2 separate regions of the Homo sapiens genome follow, and region 1 is linked to region 2. A link is a loop called in an ENCODE intact Hi-C map of the cell type or tissue named here. Cell type or tissue: MCF 10A. All regions are shown on one strand. Links, peaks and the distances in the headings refer to the core of each region. The heading gives the core; the rest is flanking DNA. Region 1 has its middle 22 kb from the start of HECTD1. Region 2 overlaps HEATR5A (HEAT repeat containing 5A).

Region 1 (2,931 bases), core at 342-2,841, 110 kb before region 2:
GCCTGGCCAACATGGTGAATCCCCATCTCTGCTAAAAATACAAAAATTAGATGGGTGTGGTAGCGCACGCCTGTAGTCCCAGCTACTCGGGAGGCTAAGGCAGGAGAATCACTTGAACCTGGGAGGCAGAGGTTGTAGTGAGCCGAGATGGTGCCACTGCACTCCAGCCTGGGTGACAGAGCGAGACTCCCTCTCAATCAATCAATCAATAAATAGTATGTAACTCAATGATCTATACAGTCTATTTTACCCATTTTCCCTGGTCCCATTAAAAAAAAACAACCACCTGGTAAAATGAGGTTGAAAAAGATTTCTGTATACCTAGGTGCCAAAGGTGAAATTCTTCATCATAAACATTTAAGGATTGAATATTAGCAGGGCTATCAGTTACACTTAGAACACTAAAGTAGTTGTTGGTGATTCATTATAGGTGAGTTTTGGCCTTTTGCTCCTGTCCAAGTTGGAAACACCTTCCACACTCAGGTTTTGTTGGTTAATAAAGTTTTGACCACAGTAATTCCTGAATATTAATGAAAAGAGTGAGTCAAAGTAGTAAATGACCTGGTTAATATGTACTGGTATGATTCAAACTTACTATACAAAGATACTCATTCTAAGGAACTTACTTTGTCCTTCTCAATCTTGAGGAAAGTTAGCTATATTGAGTGTTCTGCAATCTCACTAACCATTGCATAATTTTCCTTATGATATCCTACTTTATCAAGGGGTGGTTAGCCTTTGCCTTACTCTCTTCCAGCTTTTTAAAAACACATTCTTTGTAACCAAATAAAAATGAAATCTGTTTTATTCTTCTTTCACACTCAAAACAAGCTTTTGATATTCTTGGAGTTTTTGTTTTGTTTAGCAAAATCAACCTATGTCCTTTCATTAATGGTCTGGAATCTTATTAGCAAACAAAATTTGCAGGTGGCTTTTATGTTACTGTTAGTATCACACTGTGTACAGAGGGGACATGGAAGACACTAAAAATAACTAATCTAACCTCAGTAAATGTACTGCACTATATGGGCTGAATATTCTCACAGACTTAAAGCTCTGAGTAAGATAGTATTCATTCCTAGAACAAATGATAATTGAAATCTTTATTCTCTTCTCTTTTAGGGTTCCCCACTTCCTCTTTCCCCCTAACCTGGGCATAGCTACAGGGTTTGTGTGTGTGTGTGTGTGTGTGTGTGTGTGTAAAGAAATGACTTGTAGTCTCAAAAAACTAAGCACAGAACCTTCTTTGCATAGTGATTTCTTCTATCATATACATTCTATATTGTCACATTCATGAAATTACAACAGAATTTGTAATAATACAGCAATGGCTGTTCTCCATTTGAACTATTTTAGTCACTGAAAAAAGTGTGGTGCCTCTGTCAAAGATTTACTTATATATTACCAATGGATTAATAGAAATATATTGAATGTTGATTAATTTGTTTCTTCTAGTTCTTTAATTCTAATATTAAGTTTATTTGAAGCTACAACCCATAAGTGTCCAGCTTTTCATTTCTTTCATAAATAAAGCTGGAAGTGATTATAAGTTCATATCCTCATTTGCTTCTGATTGATGCTTCCTTATAGGCTCTTTCTCCCCACCCCTCTGCTCCTCCCCAGTGTTACACAACACTACGGAGCCAGGAACACAATGTCAACTGTCAACGTCTTTCTAAAGGCAGTGGGTGATATTTACACACGTAAGCTGCTGGCACTAACAAGGTGACTGGAGTCAAATGTAAACCACGGGTTTATCATTCCCAGTCAAATATATTGTGCAATGGGGTAGCAATAGGCACTGTGTGAAAGGTTGCCTAACAAGCCGCCAGCCTTAGGATTAGTCAGCTCCTTGCTGTGAGATGTGTGTGAGCGAGATACTGGAGGTCTCTGGTGATAGAAAAGCACGCTGGCCAATGGCAAGAACCAAAAGGAGGGGAAACTCAATTTTTTGGCAAACAATTTGAATCTTAGCAAAAGACCTTTGTTCTCTGAGGTGCAGAGGCTGAGAGGTTACTGAGAAACATCCAAGAAAAGGACGTTCTCTGTGAAAACTTCCCCTCCTATACAAAACTTTATAAACTGGTACGATTTCTGGCCATTTAAATTTATAGTGAAATCAAAACATGTTTCTGGGGAAATCTTTTTTTTCTTTTCGTAATAAAAGTTGTAATTATTATTTTTTTAAGACAGAGCCTCGATCTGTCGCCCAGGCTGGAGTGCAGTGGCACTATCTCGGCTCACTGCCACCTCCACCTCCCAGGTTCAAGTGATTCTCCTGTCTCAGCCTTCTGAGTAGCTGGGATTACAGGTGTGCACCACCACGCCCAGCTAATTTTTTTTATTTTTAGTAGAGACGGGGTTTCACCATGTTGGCAGGCTGGTCTCGAACTCCTGACCTCAAGTGATCTACCCACCTTGACCTCCCAAAGTTCTGGGAATACAGGCGTGAGCAACCGTGTCTGGCCCAAAAATTTTAATTATTAAAAACAACATAAACAGACTATAGGAAATTAGAAAAACAAAGCAAGGAGAAAAACACTCATAATCCCTTTTGCTAAAACCCAACTATATCACAGTAGCATACATTCTTATTATCTGAACTGTTTTTCATGGTTGTAATCACATGGTTATTTTTGTCATGTGATCATTTTTGGTAACTTGTAAGATTATTTCTTTCTATAGGGTGCTACCTAACAATATTTTAAATAACTGAATAATATTCCATTCACCATATGGTTGAACTAACATTCACTTTATTCCAACAAATAGGCTATTTCCATTTTATGTTTTTATTATAAATAACACTGACATAAACATAACTTGAAATACAGCTTTTCTTACGAAAAATTGTTTTAATTTAAGGTGATTTATATTAAGTATAAAGCTTGCATAAAGCATATAAGAAAAGCTTAAAGAAAAATAATAAAA
Region 2 (2,931 bases), core at 244-2,743:
TTATTATTATTATTTTTTGACACAGATTCTCGCTCTGGTGCCCAGGCTGGAGTGCAGTGGTGCAATTTCGGCCCACTACAACCTCCCCCTCCTGGGTTCAACTGATTCTTGTGCCTCAGCCTCTCAAGTAGCTGGGACTACAGGCGCATGCCACCACACAGATCTAATTTTTTATATTTTTAGTAGAGACGGGGTTTCGCTATGTTGGCCAGGCTGGTCTCGAACTCCTGACCTCCGGTGATCTGCCCACCTCGGCCTCCCGAAGTACTGGGATTACAAGCGTGAGCCACTGTGACCAGCCAGGGTGTAAGATAATTACCTTTTTTTTTTTTTGGAGTCAGTGTTTTGATCTGTAACCCATGCTGCAGTTATTATGCAGTGCATAATAACTCACAGCAACCTCAAACTCCTGGGCTCAAGCAATTCTCTTCTCTCAGCCTCCTGATTAATTAGTAGCTGGGACTACAGATGTGTACCATGACACCTGGCTAATTTTAAAATTTTTTGTAGAGATGGGGTCATGCCATATTGCGCAGGGGGTTATTTTTATATATACATACATACATATATATATATATATATATATATATATATATATATATATATATATAATTTTTAAAAATAGAGATGAGGTCTCACTATGTTGACCAGGCTGATCTTGAACTCCTGGCCTCAGGCCATCCTCCCATCTTGGCCTCCCAAAGTGCTGAGATTACAAGCATGAGCTAGTGTGTCTGGCCCCCAGGGCTGTTTTTGAACTCCTGACCTAAAACAGTCCTCTCGCCTTAGCCTCACAAAGTGCTTAAGATTACAGGTGTGAGCCACCATACCTGGCCTATTATTACTATTTTTGTAGGCTAATAGTTTCTTTGAATTCATATGCAAATTCAGGTTATTCATATCATAGTTTTAAAATGAAGTGATATACACTTAAATCTTACTGGCTAAGAAATCCTTTAATTCAGCTCTAAAATGTAAAAGAAGGGGCATTAAAAACTCTTTAACTTGTAGCAGACGTATCTATAATAAATTTTATGAAAGTGAGATTCTGCGGCAAACAGAGGCAGGTGTGATAAATTATTTAAGGGCTAATCCCATTTCATTTGACTGCGGTGAAAAAACTTGCTCTAGATCAGTGGCTCTCAAACTTTAGTACAGTCATGCATGGCGTAATAGGATTATGTTCTGAAGAATGTGTTGTTAGGCAATTTCATTGTCATGTGAACATCATAGAGTGTACTTACCCAAACCTAGATGGTATAGATTACACACACAGGCTATATGGCATAGCCTATTACTCATAGGCTACAAACCCATAGAACAAGTTACTGTACTGGATACTATAGGCAATTATAACACAATGGTAAACATTTGTGTATCAAAACATAGAAAAAGTACAGTGAAGATATGGTATTATAATCTTATGGGACCACTGTTGTATGTGCAGTCTGTTGTTGACCAAAATGCCATTATGTGGCACACAGCTGTACTAACATAGGGACTGTAAAAATACAGATTTAAAAATACAGATTGCCAGGTAATACTCCCAGATTTCTGGTTCAGTAGGTCTGGGATGGGTCCCAATAATCTGCATTTCTAACAAGTTCCCAGGTAAGGTATACACTGCTGGTTTGAAAACCAGTTTGAGAACCACCACTCTAAATCAGTAACATCACTGGTTGGAATAACTGTTAGCAATTCTTTCTTGTAGCAGGTTTAAGACATATTAACTTTTAAACTGTTTCAAAACTCATGTATATATGGAAAATTTAAAATAAAAATAATCATTTGAGCTGGACATAATCTTGATCAAGAGAATTACCTGGAGTCAACTCTTCTCTGCTATCCTTAGCAAGCATAACAGCATGTTCTGAAACTTCAGCTGCTTCTCTTTGTACAAGCTGACGTAAGCAAGCCAGTACTGCTCTTCTCAGTAACAAGTAGGGGCTACAAAGATTCACCTGAAAAATACCATTTGAGGAACGACAGAGCTAAAATTCTTGTTGGCACTCAGTGAGTCTAATAGATATTCACTGGACCCCTTCCTGATTCTGTCCAGCCCATCAGTGGGCTGGACACAATTTATAAATACATAGGAACTTCTTGAAACCATTCTAGAATATATTTCTGATTCTGTAACTTAGAAACAGCTTAATAGGTAATATGTGTACTAGATTATGCACTACTCATAAATCTAACAAAAGTCTTTTGGCAGTGTCAGAAGGCAGAATTTATATGAGTAAATAGACTTTTAAGAGAAAAAAAGAACTACAATGGAAAGGATTTAGTTGCAGTTCATACATTTGTGTTCATGCAACTATATTATAATGTTTTATCATTCTCTAAGCAGAAATTTATACACATCCATATAGGCAATACAGCATATTGGTTAAAATGGAGGCTCCGGAGTCAAAATGTCTCAGTTTGAGTCCTAGATCCATCACTTACTAGCTGTGTGACTGTGGGCAAATTATTTAACTCCTCTAGAGTGCCTTAGTTTCCTCGTTTGTAACACTACTGCATCTCTCAGGGCTATTGTGACATTAACACAAAGCAACATGCAAAGTGCTTACCACAGTACCTGTCAAATAGTAAATGCTCAATAAATGTTAGTTATTATTAGTGTGGTCTTTTAACAATAATATTTTAATCAGACAACATACAAAGTAAATGCATTTTCAAATAAAGGCAGAAAACATTCACCAAAAATGCTCTCTAGAGACAAGCATTACAGAACACCAAATTTTATATATATATACATATTTATGTATTGATAGAATACATATATGTATACATCTTACAGATGCAATGTAAATCTCAATAGGTTGTATCTACCCATGGCAAATGATAAGACTGGTAATATACTTCAGTTACAAGTCAAAGGTTAATGGATAAAAATTCTTAGTGATTTCATATATGAAATAAAGTTGA

What was found. A loop is a pair of places that touch in the nucleus more often than their neighbours do. Peaks named below come from ENCODE experiments on the same cell type or tissue, not always from the same donor. Only the 100,000 strongest peaks of a DNase experiment are listed, where the experiment ranks them.
Region 1: a loop joins it to region 2, with 6 times the contacts of the local background. A loop is called at or near these places in 2 of 110 quality-filtered maps.

The regions. Positions count from the first base shown.
Region 1 is chr14:31,228,123-31,231,053 of GRCh38, forward strand. No RefSeq gene overlaps it. Among named protein-coding and RNA genes, the nearest start is that of HECTD1, 22 kb to the left of the region's middle. In MCF 10A, for the core only: no CTCF peak of the experiment used is centred there; a DNase peak (open chromatin) is centred at 1,779.
Region 2 is chr14:31,335,654-31,338,584 of GRCh38, forward strand. It overlaps HEATR5A (HEAT repeat containing 5A), which reads right to left. Exons shown (of 36, transcript NM_015473.4): 22 at 1,823-1,961. Among named protein-coding and RNA genes, the nearest start is that of HEATR5A, 83 kb to the right of the region's middle. In MCF 10A, for the core only: no CTCF peak of the experiment used is centred there; a DNase peak (open chromatin) is centred at 1,208.